2 separate regions of the Homo sapiens genome follow, and region 2 is linked to region 1. Evidence: chromatin loops called from intact Hi-C (ENCODE). Cell type or tissue: PC-9. All regions are shown on one strand. Links, peaks and the distances in the headings refer to the core of each region. The heading gives the core; the rest is flanking DNA.

Evidence for each region. A loop is a pair of places that touch in the nucleus more often than their neighbours do. Peaks named below come from ENCODE experiments on the same cell type or tissue, not always from the same donor. Only the 100,000 strongest peaks of a DNase experiment are listed, where the experiment ranks them.
Region 2: a loop joins it to region 1, with 1.8 times the contacts of the local background. A loop is called at or near these places in 1 of 110 quality-filtered maps.

The regions. Positions count from the first base shown.
Region 1 is chr11:68,042,415-68,046,414 of GRCh38, reverse strand. TCIRG1 (T cell immune regulator 1, ATPase H+ transporting V0 subunit a3) reads right to left here. Exons shown (of 20, transcript NM_006019.4): 4 at 3,552-3,772; 5 at 3,384-3,469; 6 at 2,918-3,044; 7 at 2,762-2,844; 8 at 2,508-2,601; 9 at 2,071-2,283; 10 at 1,313-1,457. MIR6753 (microRNA 6753) reads right to left here and starts at 1,621; the gene lies at 1,458-1,621. In PC-9, for the core only: a CTCF peak has its summit at 1,701 (motif pointing left); a DNase peak (open chromatin) is centred at 2,754; H3K4me3 peaks cover 326 bases; H3K27ac peaks cover 725 bases.
Region 2 is chr11:68,141,182-68,157,581 of GRCh38, reverse strand. KMT5B (lysine methyltransferase 5B) reads left to right here. Exons shown (of 11, transcript NM_017635.5): 11 at 1-2,719. Among named protein-coding and RNA genes, the nearest start is that of CHKA-DT, 27 kb to the right of the region's middle. In PC-9, for the core only: no CTCF peak of the experiment used is centred there; DNase peaks (open chromatin) are centred at 7,261 and 8,543; H3K27ac peaks cover 1,890 bases.

The sequences.
Region 1 (4,000 bases), core at 1-4,000:
CAGATCTTCCTGGACAGCCTCAGAAGGAGCCACTCCTGCTGACAACACCTCATCATCTTTTATTTTTTTAAGATACAAGGGCTTGCTATGTTGCCCAGGCTGGTCTCGAACTCCTGGACTCCAGAGATCCTCCTCCCACCACAGCCTCCCAAAGTGCTGAGATCACAGGCATCAGCCAGTGCCCCCGGCCCCTGCTGACACCTTGGTCTTGGACTTCCAGCCTCCAGGACTGTGGGACCGTGTCTGCCCCTTAAGCCAGTAGCCGGTGGCACTTTGTTACAGCTTCCCTGGCAAACACGCTGCCCCGACGGCTGGTGCTTTGAGCTGGCAGCATTCTATCTGCCACGGGCCTCCAGGTGATGCTCTAGCTGCACCAGCCTCTGCCCACGTGCAGGGGAATCCTGTTGGGGCCCAGATCCAGCCCCAGGACACTGGCCCTGCAGAAGCAGCAAACCCCCCAGTGCCCCCAGTGACACTGAGTGGGGGCCCGGCCCATAGCATGGGTGTGATGTGGTGGAGCCCATGTCGGGAGGGGACTTGGTCACAGGACAGGGAGGGGCCCTGCCTCATCCAGTGGGCAAGAGTCAGGGTGCTTGGGCCCCCAACGGCCTGTGTGGGTGGATCACGTGAGGTCGGGGGTTCAAGACCAGCCTGACCAACATGGTGAAACCCCATCTCTACTAAAAATATGAAATTAGCCAGGCGTGGTGGTGCGTGCCTGTAATCCCAGCTACTTGGGAGGCTGAGGCAGGAGAATCGCTTGAACCTGGGAGGCGGAGGTTTCAGTGAGCCGAGATCATGCCATTGCACTCCAGCCTGGGCAACTGAGCAAGACTCTATCTCAAAAAAAAAAAAAAAGCTGTGCAACCAAAGCAACCACACCAAAGGCTGCCCCTGGCTCCAGCTTGCAGTCTCCAACAGTCACTAAGCTTCCCAACATTCCTCTGAGGTTTGCGCTATTATTTCCATTTTGCAGGTGAGGCAGCTGAGGCTCAGAGAAGCTAAGAAATGTCTCAAAGTAGGCGAGATGGGCTTCCAACCTGGGCCATGCCCACCGCACAGCCTCTGTTCTTTGCACAAGCCCGTGCCGGCTCCCTTGTAAACTCAACAAGGGGGAGTTGGCTGGGGGCCGACATAAAGCCTCACACTGGCTGCAGAGCCCAACAGCCCCTTGAGAGTGATGGGATGTGTGCCCCTCATCCCAGGAGGGCAGGCCAGGCCCAGGATGGAGATACCTCCCCCTCAGGCTCACACCCACCCAGTGGGGCAGCTGAGCCTCCCAGGACACGGGTAAGGATGCCGTGGCTCTCACCGGGGTTGACCTCCTGGTAGCGGCCCACGCCGTAGGCATCCACGATGCCCTGGAAGCTGGCCGTGAAGCGGTTGGTGCGGATGAGTGTGGGGGGCATGTCCCGGCAGGGGATGCGGTGAGCCACGGCACTCACTCCCTCCTCCATCTGGGTGCCAGGGCAGAGACAGACCAGAACGGTGGCGGGGGCCTTCAGGGACCCTGGGATCTCCAGCCAGGCCCAGCTGGAGATGTAGAGCCCTGTGGGGGCTCACTGGGCAGCCCCTTCCCCTCTCTCTGACGTGAGATGATCAGCCCTGCTCTGCCCTGGTGGGGGCCCAAAGACACCACATGGATTGGCAATTGCTTGGGAAAGGCAAGCATGCTGCCTCCTAGGGACGGCCCAGGAGAAGGAGCCCAGCCTCACCCGCAAGCACCTGCTGTGCGCGGCGGGTGACCCCCGGAGGCAGGGGCATCACACCGGTTCCACAGACCATGAGCAGGCCTAAGGTCACAGGGGGGCCTGGATTGGAATGAGGCTTCTGACTTTAAAACTATCCTGTGCAGCCTCCAGGGACTTAGGAAAGTCAGGGTAGGGCTTGCTGGGCCAGGGCCATCAGGGCAGACTCCCTGGAAGCGGTGGGCCATGGAGGAGGCTGGGAGGAGAAGGAGCCCCTAGGCAAAGCCCAGGTGCAGGGAGCCAGAGGCTGGAAGTGAGGCAGAAACGCCCCGGCCTGGTAGGAGGGGCGGGCGGAGAGGGGGCGAGGCCTCAGGCTGCTCACCGAGCTGTCCCGCAGGGCCTCCTGCAGGGCGGGCAGGTCTCGCACAGAGCACCAGGCCTCGGCAATGAGGCACTTGTGCGTGGTGCTCACGCTGCACTGGTTCAGGGCCAGGTACACGGCCTTCATCTTGTGGACCTGCACCTGCCCTGGCGGCAGCAGCTGCAGCACCCGGCCTAGCACCTGGCTCAGGAACCGCTCTGTCTCCCCGAGGACCTGCGCCAGAGTGGGCAGTCAGCGGGGGCTGGGCAGGCAGGTGGGGTGGCTGGGCCGGGGGCACCCACCTCCTGCACCCACCTCCTGGAGGCCAGGCCAGGGCACCCACCTCCTGCACCCACCTCCTGGAGGCCAGGCCAGGGCACCCACCTCCTGCACCCACCTCCGGGAGGCCGGGGGCACCCACCTCCTACACCCGCCTCCGGAAGGCCGGGGGCACCCACCTCCTGCAGCTCCTGGCTCTGCTGTTGCAGCTGCTGCAGGGCCCCGAGGCGGGCCTCCTCCTGCTGCAGAAACGGGAAGACGTGGCAGTGGAAGCTGGAGGGAGGATGCGCTGCGTGAGGGGCCAGAAGGACACAGCTACGAGACTCTGAGTCTGAAGGGAGCTCATGGGGAGGAGTCACGATAGGGCGGGCTGGGAGGTGACAGCAGGGGCCTGGGGAGCAGGGCGGTGGGGCGGGTGTTCCCAGTGACTCACCAGTCCGTGATCTTGCGGATCTTCTGTCCGATCTGCTCACCCCAGTAGGAGATGAGGAAGGTCATCCACGTGGCTGGCTCGCCCTGCAGAGCAGGCTCAGCTGACTCTGGGGTCCCGCTCTGCCCAGGACCCCCCAGCCCAGCGCCAGCTGCTCACCGTCACGGGGTGCTCCAGCGGCTGCTCCAGCTCCCTGAAGCTGGCAATGAGGAAGCCGCGGCAGGCCCTCCAGAGCAGGCGCTCTAGGGCAGGGGCCTTGTGGGGCTCCACGGCACCTGCCACAAAGCTGGCGGCCACGGGGCTGGGCAGGGCTGCTCCAACCTCCTGCCCTGCCTCCCCCACCAGGCCCCCCGGGCAGGACCCTGCCCAGCACGGGCAATCGGGCAATTGGGCACACTGGCCCTGCCCACAGGGGAAGGCAGGAGGCCTCCCGGGCAGGACCAGAAGAGGAGAACCCCCTAGGGCTAGGGCTTGGGACTGTGGGAAGTTCCGGGCCTGAAGGAGGAGGCGGGGCCAGCCTGGGGAGAGCACTGGACAAGGAGTCGGAGCTCAGCCTGGCCCAGCCCAGCGACTGGCCAGGGGTTCTGGGCTGGCCAGAAAGGGCATGAGGTCATCCCTCACTCACTTGACCCTCAGGTCCTGGTGCGGCCCCCCGGGGGCCTGGAGCAGGGGCGTCCTCTCTGAGGCCCCATCTGTGTGGGCGGCTGCCAGCTAGGAACCCAGAAGCACCATGAGCCCTAGGCTGGACAGCCCCTCCCCAGCCCCCCAGTCTCCTGCCTGGGTGGGAGCTGACCTGAGGTTCATGGCCCTGGCGTAGCACGGCGGCGTGGAGCTGCAGCTGGTGCAGCTGGGCCCGCAGGGCCTGCTGGTTGCCCCGCACATCCCGCAGCTCCTGGGCCAGGCGCTCCGTCTCCTCCTGGATGCGCAGCAGGTCCCGGGGTGGGGGTGCCGGCAGCCTCCCCTTTGGCGGGGGCAGGACCAGCCCAGCCCGCCGCACCTCCTCCTGCAGGAAGGCTGGGCGCAGAGGAACGGGAGTGGGGTGCAGTTGAGGTTGTCTCAACAGTTGAGGGCCCCACCTGCTGCCCCAAACTCCATCGGCCACCAGCTGCTGGATTCACCAGGTGGAGGTGGCCAGAAAATCCCGGCCAAACTTTCATCCAGAAGCTGTGCTCCCCTCCCTGAGCTCAGGTCTGGGCTCACTCTCCCTCCCCAGTCCCTTGGCCACCACTCAGAAGAGGGCCT
Region 2 (16,400 bases), core at 5,135-9,134, 110 kb before region 1:
CACTTATCAGCATACTATTGTAGAAAGTGTACAGCATACTGACTCAATTCTTAAGTCTGATTTGTGCAAATTTTTATCGTACTTTTTAAATAGCCTTCTTACGTGCAATTCTGAGTTAGAGGTAAAGCCCTGTTGTAAAATAAAGGCTCAAGCAAAATTGTACAGTGATAGCAACTTTCCACACAGGACGTTGAAAACAGTAATGTGGCTACACAGTTTTTTTAACTGTAAGAGCATCAGCTGGCTCTTTAATATATGACTAAACAATAATTTAAAACAAATCATAGTAGCAGCATATTAAGGGTTTCTAGTATGCTAATATCACCAGCAATGATCTTTGGCTTTTTGATTTATTTGCTAGATGTTTCCCCCTTGGAGTTTTGTCAGTTTCACACTGTTTGCTGGCCCAGGTGTACTGTTTGTGGCCTTTGTTAATATCGCAAACCATTGGTTGGGAGTCAGATTGGTTTCTTAAAAAAAAAAAAAAAATGACATACGTGACAGCTCACTTTTCAGTTCATTATATGTACGAGGGTAGCAGTGTGTGGGATGAGGTTCGATACAGCGTATTTATTGCTTGTCATGTAAATTAAAAACCTTGTATTTAACTCTTTTCAATCCTTTTAGATAAAATTGTTCTTTGCAAGAATGATTGGTGCTTATTTTTTCAAAAATTTGCTGTGAACAACGTGATGACAACAAGCAACATTTATCTAATGAACTACAGCTATCTTAATTTGGTTCTTCAAGTTTTCTGTTGCACTTGTAAAATGCTACAAGGAATATTAAAAAAATCTATTCACTTTAACTTATAATAGTTTATGAAATAAAAACATGAGTCACAGCTTTTGTTCTGTGGTAACCTATAAAAAAAGTTTGTCTTTGAGATTCAATGTAAAGAACTGAAAACAATGTATATGTTGTAAATATTTGTGTGTTGTGAGAAATTTTTGTCATAAGAAATTAAAAGAACTTACCAGGAAGGTTTTTAAGTTTAGAAATATTCATGCCAATAAAATAGGAAATTATAAATATATAGTTTTAAGCACTGCATCAGTGGGAGTTCTTGGCTTATGTTAGTTTATGTTAGTTTATTATGAAAACATCAAAGATTTTTTTGACTATATTATCAGTTAAACAAAAAGGAGTCAGATTTAATTTGTTTTTTGAAGCACTTTGAGAAATTAATTTTAATTAACTTAATGAGCAAATTTTTATTACTACTTTATGTTCAATACCAGGTTCTTTTCATTTCTCTGGATTATTTTGCAAATCATTGGACAGAGAATTTGGGAATATAAATCTGTAACAGGTGTTTGACACCAGTAGGTCTCTTTATTTCTGGGAAATGTGTACCTGTACTTTCTGATATACAGTGTTCCTAAGTAAAAATCAATTCAGGGGATTTGTATAGTGTCTATAGGAAAGTAGCCCATGTCTTGAAATATGAAAAGGAATCTGAAGGTCATGAAAAGTCCAGTGGAGAAAATCTCAATGCTTACTGTTACTACTAATTGATTCCTACTAGTTTCCAGGTTTGGGGGGATATTGTTTCAATGACGCTCCTTAAGACTGTTGATTGCCCATAGGTTCCAAATAGAAATTAAGACTCATGAACATTTTTAGAAAGTAGATTGTTTTCTCCTGGTTCTCTAAGGAACTACTTCTGCAGTCTTACATAGTCTCATCCTTGTTTGTTGTGGTGCAGTCGAACTCCTCAGGCGTTTGGAAAGCATGTGGTAGACCTTCTTCCACACCCACCCATACCCCCGTTCACTGCGTCTGGAGGTCTTCAACAGTGAAGTAGGGCAGCCCACACAGCCTCTCAGGAGCACCTGTCCGAGGCACCCGGAGCACTTTGCAGAGCACGTCCAGCCCTCATGGGGTCCCTGCATAGAAATGTGAACCCCTGCCACTGAGGAAGATGAAGGTAGACCCTGTGTCTGGAGGTGCTGGAGGGCAGCGGGTCACCTCTTGTATTCCCACCTTAGTTTGGGGTGTTTTGAAGAGGTTCAGAGACTAAATCTTAAACCTTATTTGAATACCAACGATAGCTATTTTGGGAATTTCGATCTTAAAAAGTGACAAAACACATTTCCCATTTTCATTTTTCAGCTGAATTTTAGTAACTTATTTTTGATGTTTTAATTTTATCATGGCCTCCTCTTTGGAGGCCAACCTTCCCATGGGTCTCAAAGCAGTGACATTTGGTAGTAAATCACTGCCTCTCAGGAGTCGGTATGCACAAGCACTCAGCAGCCACTGTTGATGCCTTCTAGGGAAACCTAATTTCCGTTGGTAAAGGTAGGGGCCTCGGAACTGTTCCGGATCTGCTGTAGAACTTCACCGTGTGGAATGGTGACAGCCACACACCGTTGACCAGTTTAGAAGAGGTTGCATTCAATAAAACTCTTAGCTTGAGCTTATGCAATGATTGGTTAAGATTTTGGCATTGTAAGAATTAGGAGATGATCATAGAAATATATGTAAAGTATTCAATTTTCAATCATTTTCAAATTACTGTTATAAATTGTTTTTGCTGAGTTGTAATACTTTTGAGATACAATGTATTCCTTGTACTGAAAGAATGAAAAAGGACTTTTTCAGCATTTGAGGTAAGTTCTTTAACGTTTCATTAAAAACATTTTTTACAAATATTTTGTACATGCACTTGCAGTATTGAGGTTAATCATTTTAATAAATTCGGAAATTAAAACAATTTGGCCGGTGTTCACTGTATCTGAAAAGAAAAAAAAAAGATCAAAGTGGTGACTTTCTCCACAAAATTTTCATGTAAAACAATTTGTAAAATCAATTTCTAAAGCTTTTCAATACCTGTGAGTGTTGAGTTCTCTGGGCCCTGGTCTCTTGTGTCTGGTGCCACTCATTTTTAAGAGAAGAGAGGGTAAACATACATTCTTCTTTTAGTAGGGAGACTAAACTACATACCTTCCTAGTCCTTGAACCCAAGAAATGTTTGCCCTCAACATGGAGCACAATAACATCGAAGGCTTTTGCAACCCAAATGCATTAATAGTTCCTGATTACTTGGAGTTGTTTTTTTCCCCCCTCTCCGTATTGGTCAAAGTTAGCATACTCATGACTGGCCTGGGTCCTTTTTTCACCCATTTACTGTTGAAATATGACTGTACAGGAGAGAGGAAACCTGCAACATCTGAGTATCCCTGAGCAAGCTGCTTAATCTCCACATCTCTTTCCTGGCACCCAGCATCATTCTGTGCCGGAGATCAGTGTGGACGCCTGGTCCCGTCATCAGTTAAGTTTCTGGTTGAGCTGCATTCACTCATGAGGATAATCTGGGTGAGTGCTGCACACACGGGACTAGTCAAGTATTGATTATTGATTTTTCCTAATTGATTGAAGTATCCACCCAAACTTGGGTTCCCAGTATAGAAAAAGGCTAAGCGTGGCATGTCTGTTAAGTACTTAGGAGTCTTGTTCAGCATCTCAGGTTTTCTCTCTACTCTTCCAATAGCCAATGGTAGCTAACTTGCCGGGAGCCCTTGTGTGACTCGTTTCTCAAATGTCAACTTTCTGTCACTGACCTGCTGCACCGTTGCGTACTCTGCTGCAGAACCCAGTCGCACCCAGAGCAGAGTACAAGCAAGTTGCCAGCTCCAGGGCACTCCCTGTGACTATGGCACGTGTGACCCTCGCATGCAAAGGAAGGTGAGGTTTACTCCCTCCCTGATGTCCTAGAGCACATGGGCATTACTTGTGTTTGCTAATGATAGAGCCCAGGGGAAAAGGAAATTTATTGATTTAGAGACGGAGTCTCACTCTGTTGCCCAGGCTGAAGTGCAGTGGCACAATCTTGACTCACTGCAACCTCCACCTCCCAGGTTCAAGCGGTTCTCCTGCATCAGCCTCCCAAGTAGCTGGGACTACAGGCGCCCGCCACCATGCTGGGTTAATTTTTGTATTTTTGGTAGAGATGGAGTTTAACCATGTTGGCCAGGCTGGTCTTGAACTCCTGACCTCAAGTGATCTGCCCATCTCAGCCTCCCAAAGTGCTGGGATTACAGGCATGAGCCACCATGCCCGGCTGAAAAGTAAATTTGGATTCTTCCAAAAGGGTACCAGGGATTGCTAGGGGCAGTGTGTGTGAATGGCCAAGACTGGGAAAGGGGGTCGCTCACTAACACTGCCTCCACCATCTGCCACTTATTTTCTCCCAGGCCGTTAAGCTTAACACATATTCATGGAAACTGTTGTAAAGCTGCTAATCTGGAGGACAGAAGACAGACGCAGGCCCGTAGAGATTGCTTTGGTAATGTTCTGAAAAAGCCAGATCTGTTGCCAGATCCCGCGTCCTCCTTGCCAGGTTTGTGGGGTTTTCAGCTGACTTGCAGTAAACAGTGACTTAGGTCTTTTTGGGGCAGCCCACCTTGTTGAGTCTACTCTGGCTGAAGGGAGGCAGAGCGCTGCTGGGCCTGCTCAGGCACACCAGACCGCTGGAACCAGTGTGAGGCCCTGAGCAGCTGGGGCCCAGTGTGGCAGGAGTGAAGGTGCACTTCCGTGTTGTTTGAGCACCTAGTACGTTCTTGGGGTTTGGAGCAGGGAACAAGATTTGAATCTTCAATGTGGGGTAAAATCAAAGCCATGAGAGTGGGTGTCTTGGTCTCTTTGTACTGCTATCACAATATCACAGACTGGGCAATTTAGAACCAATAGACGTTTGTTTGGTTCATGGTTCTGGAGGCTGGGAAGTTCAAGATGGAGGGGCCGATTCTGGCGAGGAAGACCTTTCTGCTGCATCGTCCCGTGCTGCAGAGAGGGGAAGGGGCTTGACTTCTATTGGGAGCCCACTCCCACGATAATGGCATTAATCCATTCATTCATGAGGCAGGGCCTTCATGACCGAATTGCCTCTTAGACCCCACTTCTCAACACACTGTTGCACTGGGGGCTGAGTTTCCAGCATGAACCTGGGGCCATGCTCAGACCACAGCAGTGAGCTAGCCTAGGGAGCTGGCTGAGGGCAGCCCCTGCACCCACCCTCACTGAGGCCTGGGGGCGGCAGGAAAGGCTGCTCCCCCGCTGTTGGTCCTCGACTTCGGAGAGCTGAGCTTAGGTCAGTGCTTCAAGGAAGAGCCGGATGGGTTGAGAGGGTGGAGGCAAAGTTTGTGAAGGAGGAACGAGAGAGGATGACCACTGGGAAGGGAGGAGGTTCATTTCATTAATAGGAGACCCAAGTTGAATCTTGGAGGCGGGGAGCTTGCATAGTAAGTGTGTTCTGAGAAAGAAAGTGAAGGAGTTACTTGGAGTAGGGCCTCAGGGGGGTCTTCAGAGAGTAGATCCGTCTTCCTTCCAGGAGGAAAAGAGGATTTGGGATGTGGTGAGGGAGCCAGTCCAGAGTGAGGTTTTCTCTTGTCTGGTAAGTAGGAGGCAGATGAGAGTGAAGACAGGAGGGCCAGGAGGTTTGAGGAGTAAGAAGGAGGTTTGAAATTGAGAATGGGAAAGCATGCTGACTGTAGAAACCTAGTTATCATTCATTAAAGAAATATCTACTCATCACTTTCAAGGTACCAGGTCAGTGTCCTGAGCCCAGGCTGGTGGCCAGCACTTCCCTGCACAGGTGTGAGCCTCTCAGGCACACGTGGGCCTTTACCCAGGTGGAGACCACAGAAGACAGCAGGGCTGGGGGCCCTAGGGTTCAGGTTGGCAGGAGAAGGGGTTGCATGAGAAGCCGTGCATACCTGCAGGTTAGGGAAGAAAAGGCAAGTCTGTGAGCTGAGTGGGTCACTAGACAGGTGAAGGTGGAGGTGTTTGAATCCTGGAGGCTCCCTGTGGGCAGAGGACTGCCAAGCATTGGAGCAGTAAGCAAGTGTGGAGGGCAGGCGGAGAACAGGCGCTCAGAGCTCTGGAGGGGCCACACTTTCCTGTGAGAACAAGGTCCTAGTCGGGACCCTGGTAGTGGAGTGGTCACAGTTGTGAGAAATCATGGCATGGGTCACCCAAGAGGATGGCAGACAACCTTCATGGTGGGCCTCCAGTGGACTTCCAGTGAGTGCAGGCTTCTGGGGCTCAGGGAACAAAGCAACATGCCTTGGGGGGCTACCACACTCCATACAGGGAGCCATACAGAAACTGGGCCTGTGGGGAAACGAACGGGGAATACCCCACTCAGGGTGGTGGTGCTCTGGGGCCTTAATAAACAAGGAAATCGGCCTGCCTGAGATTGTGCAGCTGGTGGCAAGTGACAGAGGCAGACATTAACCCCAGGCTCCAAGGCACCAGCTTGTTTTTTGTTTTTGTTTTGTTTTTTTGAGACAGGGTTTCACTCTGTCACCCGGGCTGGAGTACGGTGGTGTGACCATGCCTCACTGTAGCCTTGACCTCCCAGACCTGAGCAATCCTCCTGCCTCAGCCTCCTGCTGAGTAGCTGGAACAACAGGTGCGCACCACCATGCCCCACTAATTTTTTTACTTTTTGTAGAAACGGGCTTCTCCCTATATTGCCCAGGCTCATCTCAAATATCTAGAGAGCACAGGTAAGGACCACAGAGCTGCCAGTGTTCCAGAGACCCCCAGCCCCAGCTGCGCAGCCCCACCTTTGCCAGGGTGATTCTGAAAGTCTCTGTCTCCTCGGCATTCCTGTGGGTCTACTTGGGAGGCTGAGGCTGGAGGATCACTTGAGCCCAGGAGTCCAGCCTGGGCAACATAGCAAGACCGATCCATCTCTTTAAAAGAAAAAAAAGGCCGGGCACGGTGGCTCACGCCTGTAATCCCAGCACTTTGGGAGGCCGAGGCAGGCAGATCATGAGGTCAGGAGATCGAGACCAAACTGGCTAACACGGTGAAACCCTGTCTCTACTAAAAATACAAAAAATTAGCCAGGTGTGGTGGCACACGCCTGCAGTCCCAGCTACTTGGGAGGCTGAGGCAGGAGAATCGCTTGAACTTGGGAGGCGGAGGTTCCAGTGAGCCGAGATCACGCCACTGCACTCCAGCCTGGTGACAGAGCGAGACTCTGTCTCAAAAAAAAAAAAAAAAAAAAAAGAATCCCTATGGGCGAAAAATAGGAATCATTGCTTTCTACCCACTTTCCATGCAGTTATGTGGGGCCAGGAGAAGTCTGTCTAAAGATTATGCCCCAGATAAGTGGGGTGATCCACGCCCACTGTCAAATATGCTTAGGGAGCTTGAAAAGTGGGAGAGGTGCCACTGCCCAAAGCACGGGCTCCTAGGAAGCCACAGGTGTTTGCTGGCCCTCAGGCACTCCATGGGGGCAGGCCTCTTGTTATCTGAAAGGGTGAGTCAAACTGGAGGGGAGCGGAGCATGCCTAGAGACAGCAAAGGAAGTCCGAGGTTTCCTCCAGCCAGGCAGGCTGCTGGACTTGACGATTAGTGTTTTTTTCGTTTTGTTTTGTTTTTCCTGTCTTTCTTTCTTTTTTTTTTTTTTTTGAGACAAGGTCTTGCTTTGTTGCCCAAGATTGGAGTGCAGTGGTGAAATCTTGGCTCACTGCAGCCTCGACCTCCTGGGTTCAGGCGATCCTCCCACCTCAGTCTCCCAAGTAGCTGGGACCACAGGCACAGACCACCACACCCAGCTAATTTTCTGTATTTTTAGTAGAGATGGGGGTGGGGGCCGGGGTCTCACCATGTTCCCTAGGCTGGTCTTGAACTCGTGACCTCAAGTGATCCACCCACCTCGGCCTCTCAAACTTCTGGGATTACAGGTGTGAGCCAGCATGCCCAGCCTGGACTTGGTGATTTTAATAGCGACTTGACAGAAATGTCATCCGGGGCAAAGGAATAACTGCATTTGATGAGGAGAAGGTTTCTTGTGTTATTCTCTAAATTATTACTGTGATTCCCCTCAGGACAAGTGTTTTCTCTCATGGGGCAGAGGCTGGAAGCTATAATTACATGAATGGGAAGCAGGGTTCTATTTACCGAAAGGCAATTTACATCTCATAAGCACGTCTGCAAAGCACGTTACACTTTTGCCACTCTTCATGAGTGTGGTTACTCCCTGAGCAGCAGGCCGGGGTCAGGTAATTTTGATTTCATCACACCAGCCTCAGTGGGGATGGCAAGTTGAGCACTGATAGAACGTGACTGGAAGCTACAGGCCAGGAGTCTTGGACTTAGCTGTTCTCCAGAGTGACTCTTCTTTTTCCTTTTTTTTTTTTTTTTTTTTTTTGAGACAGAGTCTCACTCTGTCGCCCAGGCTGGAGTGCAGTGGCACGATCTTGGCTCATTGCAACCTCCACCTCCTGGGTTCAAGCGATTCTCATGCCTCAACCTCCCGAGTAGCTGGAATTACAGGCGCCTGCCACTACACCCGGCTAATTTTTATGCTTTTAGTAGAGAAAGGGTTTCACCGTGTTGGCCAGGCTGGTCTCAAACTCCTGACCTCAAGTGATCCACCCACCTTGGCCTCTCAAAGTGCTGGGATTACAGGTGTGAGCCACTGCGCCCGGCCCAGAGTGACTCTTCTATACACAAAACTCTAATTTCCTCCTCTTGCTAGTCAAACCATGTTTTTCTTCTGCGGTAAGCGGCAAGCTGGGGAGGCTGAGCTAGGTGTGGTGGCACATGACTGTCATCCAAGTGGACCAGAGTTGACTCAGGCACCCACTTGGCCTGGGGCAAGGTTGGGGGGCACCTGCCCTGCCTCACTTGTTCCCAAACCTCAGATTTGTAACTTGTAAAGCAGAGGGAGTGAAAGCGCTCTGGGTTTGTTGAGGATTCAGCAGGAGAGTGCCCATCGTGCCCTTCACATGGGTCTGGCACCCAAGTCAGTTGGTACCCGTGTCCTGCCTCAACAGTCTGTGGGTGCACCCCAGACACCTCATGCGCCCTGCTCTGCCCCTAACCTCTGCCCTCCTCAGCTGACACCTGCTCAAACTGCCTTCATTACAACCTTCTCCAGCTCAGCTGCGTACTCAGACGATCCTGGATCCCGGTTCTATTTTCCCCTGGCTGATGCCCCTCTGTCAGTCAGGCCGCCTCTGTTTACCCGAAACCTCCGCTCCACCCCCGGGCCTCTCCTCCTTCCAAGGCAGTCTCTCTGCAGTCAGCTGCTCCCCTGACAGCCTTCCCTATTTGAGTGCCGAATAACGGCTGGTCACTCAAAAGGCACAGGGGATATGGGGGTGATTGAAACCCACTCCTTTCCCTCCAGGGAAACACACACGAACATCAGTAAAATGTGGTAATTGCCAGGATGCATGTGTGGAAGAAGCGTGGCAGGAGGACCAAGGAGAGTGCCCCCTGTTTCTGCTGGGGAACCAAGCAAAGCAGGCTTCATGGAGGAGGTAAAATTAAGAAGGGTCCTGAGAGATGAATAGGAGTTCATAAGCCCAAAGGGCAGAGGCGGTGGACACCTGCAAAGTCCTGGAGACATGGAAGGACAGGGTGTCTTATGGAAAGGAGGGTGAGAAGTTCAGCGTGGCCAGTCCAGAAAGTTTAAAAGGGGATGATAGCTGGCCGGACGTGGTGGCTCATGCCTATAATCCCAGCACTTTGGGAGGCTGAGGCGGGTAGGAGATCGAGACCATCCTGGCTAACATGGTGAAACCCTGTCTCTACTAAAAATACAAAAAATTTGCCAGGCGTGGTGGCGGCCGCCTGTAGTCCCAGCTCCTCAGGAGGCTGAGGCAAGAGAATGGTGTGAACCCGGCAGGCGGAGCTTACAGTGAGCCCAGATCGTGTACTCCAGCCTGGGCGACAAAGCGAGACTCCACCTCAAAAAACAAAAAAAAGGGATGATAGCTGAGGACCATTGACCTTAGGAGATGGGGGCATCTGCCTCTAGGTGAGGGCCCTGATCAGCACCCTAGGGGCACATTCTGTCTTCACCACCTCCTGATTTTGCAGCGTCTCCTATCTGAGCCTTAGTTTCTGCTCTGTAAAATGGAGATGATAATAGTACCCAACTCACTAAGGATGAAATAAAACAGCAAAAGATGCGTGAGCACCACGTCGGGTGCGTGGTAAGCATTCGGTAACTGTTAGCAGCTTTTGTTATTTCCTGGAATCTAATAGCAAAGCCTGTACTTTTCTACTGGCTTCAACTAATCAGCCCCAGCCCCAGCCCAGCCCTCCAACTTCCTCCTGGCCCCCAGCCCCAAGTGTGGCCCAACCATTCCAGGGCTGGGTGTCTTCCCAGAGCAGAGAGATCCAGGCCTCCCACTGTACAGAGAGGCAGGGACAGTGACTTGCTTGGGGACACACAGTGAGCAGGAGCAGGGGTAGCCCGGGCTTGAACCCAGGGCAGTAGCTGCCCTTCCCTGACTGTTGGCTGTGGCAGGCAGTGCCCCGGAAGGGCTGCTCTGGGCTTTGAGCCAGCAGCAGCCCAGCCAGCAAGGAGGTGGCCGCTATTGACAGATGATAACACGTGTTTGTTTAGCTAGAGCCACTCACCAAAGGGGCGTTCAACTCCCTGCAGCAGGGAGCTGAGCTTGAGGCCAGAGTCTTTCTGCCCTTCCTCACTGACACCCACAAGGGCTGCTCTGGCCTTAGAGATCGCCTGGCTGGAAACTCACAACTGTGTGTCTCCTGGATGTTTGGGAACATGAAAATCCAACAAGGTTCCACATCGCTGCTCCTGGGCGGAGTAGCCCGAGGCTCCAAGTGGGACAGCAGTCCCCAGTGTCCCCCAGCCTACCAGCTCTACCACATGGGGTGCTCCAGGCTGGGGACCCCTGGGAGGCCCTGAGGAGTGGTGGCTTGAAGAAGTGGGGGTGCTGCTGGTCGGTGGTCTCAGCGCTCCCCTGGGTTATGAAGGTCTTTGCACTTGCTTCTCCCTCTGCCTGGGACCCCCTCTTTGCCCCACCCGCTCAGGTCTCTTTGTAGATGTCACCTCCCAAATCTTCCCTCACCCCTCACTGCCATCCCGGGGCTTCCCTCCCCTTAGCCCTGAGCCCTCCAGCCACATGGAGTCCTTGGAGCCAATGTCAGGCTGATGGGGAAGGAGCTTCTTCTCTGGGAAAGCAGCCCCCAGAGACTCCAGCCTCCATAATGCGGCAGGATTCAGGTCACCCTGAAGTCAAAACCTCAGGTTGCCAGCCGCTGTCAGAGCCCCTGGGCCAGTCCAGACCCCTCCCACCTGCGGAAGCATGGAGCCCAGGAGGCCATGTTGGGCAAACAGGCTGTGCCCAGACAGTGCCCCAAGACCAACTCATCACACCCAGTGAGTCCTGGCAGAGAAGGAGCCAGAAGCCGGGGACAGAGCTTTCTCTGGGTTGGGCAAACGACGTGGTGTGAGGTCTGAGCAGCGTCTGGCTTCAACCTGCTGCTGCCACAGGCTGTGTGCCAAGAGAGGTCAGGGGACTGGCAAGAAACGAACTGTCCTCGGGCTGGCCCTCTGCCTACTTCCTGGTATAGAACACCCCGCCCCGGGGGTTCCCACGCGGCCCTGAGGGCTGGGCCCCAACAGCACAAAGCTCAAAAACCCAGCCTCCCAAGGCGGGCGGATCACCTGAGGTCAGGAGTTCAAGACCAGCCTGCCCAACATGGCAAAACCCCGTCTCTACTAAAAATACAAAAAATTTGCTGAGTGTGGTGGTGGGCACCTGTAATCCCAGCTACTTGGGAGGCTGAGGCAGGAGAATCACTTGAACCCAGGAGGCGGAGGTTGCAGTGAGCCAAGATCGCGCCATTGCACTCCAGCCTGGGTGACAGAGTGAGACTTCGTCTCAAAAAAAAACACAAAATACCAGCCTCATCCAGCTTAAAGGGCCAGCCTCCCCCGACTGCCTTTGCACAGCCAAGAAATACAGAGAGGGAAACTGAGGCTCAGTGACGGGCCAAGCGTGTGTGTCAGGCAGGGGCAGAGCTGGCACGAGGCCCCATCTCTCCTCCAGACGAGAAGGGAAAGTGTGCTTTGGTCGGGGAGTAGTGCTGCAGGCTCAAAAGAAGGAATGAGAGAGAGAGGCTCAGGGTGCCCACTGACGGGCCTGGTAGGGAGATGGGGCCTGATGCGGCCCCATCCTGAAGCTGCCCCTCCCACCCCCAGTGGGGCAGCCAGGTTAGCACGTGACCCCTTGGCTGGCAGACACGCAGAACAGGGCTGTCCTGGAGATGAGCCAGGTGTGACCCATACCCCCATACCAGACAGCATTCTGGGCATTGAGTCACAGACCTGAGGTTCCCAGTCATTAGGTCAGGTGAACAGACTGCAGTAAGGGTGACAGCGTGTTACTGACCACATGGCTTCCAAAGGCCGTGGTGTCAGCCGGGTTCAGAGGGGTCCTGTTGAGAGAAGCTGACCTTGGACTCTGGCCTCCAGAAGCTGCAAAGGACTGGCCTCTTTCCCTCCTCCAGCTTCAGCCACCCCCAGACCAAGGCACTAGACGGTCCAGCTCCTACAGCCACAGCACCCTGGGGCTGTCTTCAGGGAAACTCACCCCAAGATTCCATGCATTCATTCACTCACTCATTCATTTATGCTCTGTTTGCTGAGCCTCCACTCTGTACCATGATCTACACGGGGCACACCTTGGGCATCAGGGAATTCCCTCTCCTTGCCCTCAGGTTGTCCCAGTCTGACCGAGGAGACAGACAGACAGACACACACACACACACACACACACACACACACACCATACACACCATACACACCATACACACCACACACACACACTATGGTTGGGGCTTTGATGAGTACAACGTAGGGGATGGAGTACACAGAGAAGTTGTGTGTGTGTGTGTGTGTGTGTGTGTGTCTTCCTGGGGTCAGGGGAGGGTTATAGGCACAGCAGAGAAGACTTCTGGGAGGAAGTGTCCTTCGAGCTGGGTTTTGAGGGAGAAAGAAGAGTTGGGCCACAGTGGTGAGGAAGTGTCCTGCGGCCTTCAACACTGCCTCAGCAACTTTGGAAGTAGAGCCCCCCTCCCACATCCTTCACCCCCACCTTACTCACTCACAACAGCCTTATTTCCTGGGCTGAGAGCTGAGGCCTCAGACATGGCCCACAACCTCACACTAACTCGTTTACAACTAGAACAGCACTACTTTAACAAGACACTGATGATGTTTTATGTGTTTTTATTTTATTTTATTTTATTTTATTTTTTTTTTTTTTGAGACGGAGTCTTTCTCTGTCGCCCAGGCTGGAGTGCAGTGGTACAATCTTGGCTCACTGCAAGCTCTGCCTCCCGGGTTCACGCCATTCTCCTGCCTCAGCCTCCCAAATGGCTGGGACTACAGGCGCCCGTCACCACGCCTGGCTAATTTTTTTGTATTTTTAGTAGAGACGGGGTTTCACCGTGTTAGCCAGGGTGGTCTCGATCTCCTGACCTCGTGATCTGCCTGCCTCGGCCTCCCAGAGTGCTGGGATTACAGGCATGAGCCACCGCGCCCAGCCCGCCTGGCTATTTTTAGTTATTTATGTATCGTGAGTCAGGGTCTCATTCTGTTGCCTAGGCTGGGGTGCAGTGGCATGACCATGGCTCATTGGAGCCTCAACCTCCAGGGCTCAGGTGATCGTCCCACCTCAGCTTCCCAAGAAGCTGGGACCACAGGCATGTGCCACCATGCCTGGGTAATTTTTGTATTTTCTGTAGAGATGGGATTTTGCCATATTACCCAGGGTGGACTGATGATGTTTTTAAAAGAAGATAGGCTGGTGCGGTGGCTCACGCCTGTATTCCCAACACTTTGAGAGGCCGAGGTGGGTGGATCACGAGGTCAGGAGAGTGAGACCTCCTGGCCAACATGGTGAAACCCCGTCTCTACTAAAAATACAAAAATTAGCGGGGTGTGGTGGCGTGCGTCTTTAGTCCCAGCTACTAGGGAGGCTGAGGCAAGAGAATCACTTGAACCCATGGGGCGGAGAGGAGCCGAGATCGCGCCACTGCACTCCAGCCTGAGCGACAGAGTGAGACTCTGTCTAAAAATAAATAAATACATAAAAAATAAAAGAAGATAAAGAGGAGTTTTTGGTGGACTTGTAGAATTCAGGGTCTGGGATCACACAGACCTAGGTTTGAGCATAGATTCAGCCACTTATTGGCTGAAACGTTTGTCTTTCTGAGCCTCCGTTTCTTCATCTGTGAAATGGGTGCTCATGAAGCTTTGGCAAGGCTGAAGTGAAGTGACTCATCAGATGTGTCCAACATAGTGCCTGGCCTTGGGTCAGCTCTCCATAAGGCCCTGATCTTGGCTGTTAGAGAGTTTCCTGAGACAGAGGCTGGGCCGGGCACTTGCTGTTTGGAGAAGGGGAGGAGACATTATTCTCGCTTCTCCAAGAGAACATTCCATCCTCAACTGTCTCTCACACTCTGAGCTCCAGCCTGTACCTGCCACCTCCCCAGACTCCATCCAGCTCCTGCTGCCAAGGTGAGGAAGAAAGGATGGCCACCATCAGCAGGGCTGGCGACAGTGGGGCCTGCGTTTCCCCGTCCGGGTCATTCACTACTTCTGACTCCTAGAGTCCATTACCCCCTCTTTGGAAAGGTCACCTCCCCATTCTCAGTTCATGTGGCTCAGGGAGGAGAGGCCTTTTCTGACCCCAGCCTACTCCATGGCTGGCCTATGAGAGGGCGCACCCCCCGGGCACTGCGACTGGTCAGGGATGAACATATCACCAAGCCTGGCCAATGAGATGCAGCCTGGGGACTTCAGCTGGGACCCTGAGGCAAGGTGACCTCTCTCCACTGGGGTAGCCTCATGGGCAGCAATGGAGCTGGCCTGAAGCTGCAGACCACCATATTGCTGTCGCAGGAGAGAGGCTGCCAGGGAGGAAGCTGGACCGCCAGACGTGCGTCTGCAAGCCCAGGTGCCTCAACCTGCAGCCCAGAGAAAACCTCCAGGCCTCTGCCAACCTGCCCCGGTGCAGCAAGAGTCCAGCCTGGGCAAGGGGATTCGGAGGCTTGAGCTCGGGCCCCAGGCCAGCCCCAGCACTGATCTGCGCAGGACCCAGGGCCAAGCACTGCCTTGTTCTGAACTTCTGTCAACAGCAGGCCCTGTCCCTGCCCTGTGGAGTGCACAGGGCTGACAAGGCCCAGGCAAGGAGACAAGGTGGACAGGTGAGGGCCATGGCAGTCCCCTACTCCACAGGGCAGCAGCCCCAGGAGAGGGAGGGGAGGCAGGCTGGCCCACCCTGCTCCCCTCACCCTGCCATGCCAGTCCCTGACCGGCATCCTGGCCTCCCACAGGGCACTGACCCACAGCCAGGGAGAAACAGACGAGCTGGAAGCTTCACACTCCTGGGTTTGAATTCGCACCCCACCACCTCCCAACTGTGTGATTTGGGGCAAATGACATCACCTCTTTGAGCCTCACTTTCCTCATCTGCTACCAGGAAATGGAAAGAGCGCCTCATCGGCCATCGCCGCAGGCACTGGGCTTGTGTGTCCCCGATGTCGCCCTGGTTTATCTCCACGTCCCCATGAGAGACGCCACCACTGCCTGTTCCAAATGAGGAAACAGGAAAATGAGACTCAGGCACATGAAGCGACCAAAAAACCACAAACCCACAGAACTGGCAGAGCCGGGCTCGCACCCCCAGCTTTCCTGTTCTAAAGCCAGTCCTGCCTCAGCCTCCTGGGGCCTGGCACCCGGTGAGTGCTTGGCACAGGGGCTTGGCACCGGTGAGTGCTTGGCAAATGCTGGCTATTATCCTAGAAGGACATTTCTTGGGGTAGGAGGCCCTGGCTGCTTGTTGAGCTGCCCCACACCTGGTGTCCCTTCTGCAATGTGGAATTCCCCATTGAGGGGGTCTTGTTGAGCGCGGGGACCAGAGCCTTGTTCCTCCATTCCCCAGCCTCTAGAGCTCAGGCCTATAGGCCCAGCTGCTTTGCCTTAACACCTCTGCCTCATCAAGGTTCAGTTGGGAAAATGGCATTTCAAGCAGGAAAGGACTGAACACGGGGAATTTGAGGCTTGCAAAACCTTCCAAAGAGCTGAGGGGCAGCCACACCTGGTCCAGAAGTTAGGATTTGTAGCCTGGCATGGTGGTGCACGCCTGTGGTCCCAGCTACTCAAGAGGCTGGGGCAGGAGGACTGCTTGAGCCTGGGAGGTCAAGGCTGCAATGAGCCATGATTGCACCACTGCACTCCAGCCTGGGTGACAGAAAGAGACCCTGTCTTAAGAAAAAGAAAGAAAAGAAACTAGGACTGGAGGAATTGCAGGAGCATGCACCACTCGGAGGGGGGCTGGTCAGCCCCAGGAGACCCCCAGAAGTCACTGGCAAAGTGTCACATCTGGCAAAGCCCACCCCTGCCTGCCACTGCACCTCCCCACAGCCTTCCAGGTGTCAGGCAAATGCCCGTGACTGACAGGCTGTAACCCAGAACCCTGCTGCAGGGGCTTCAAGGAAACGTGGCTGTCAGGCTTCCAGCCCCTGCAGCCCCCTGCAGCCACAGAGCAGGGAAAATGGTGCTGAGTGTCCAAGGCCCTCAGCCCTAAGAGGACTGCAAAGTGCCC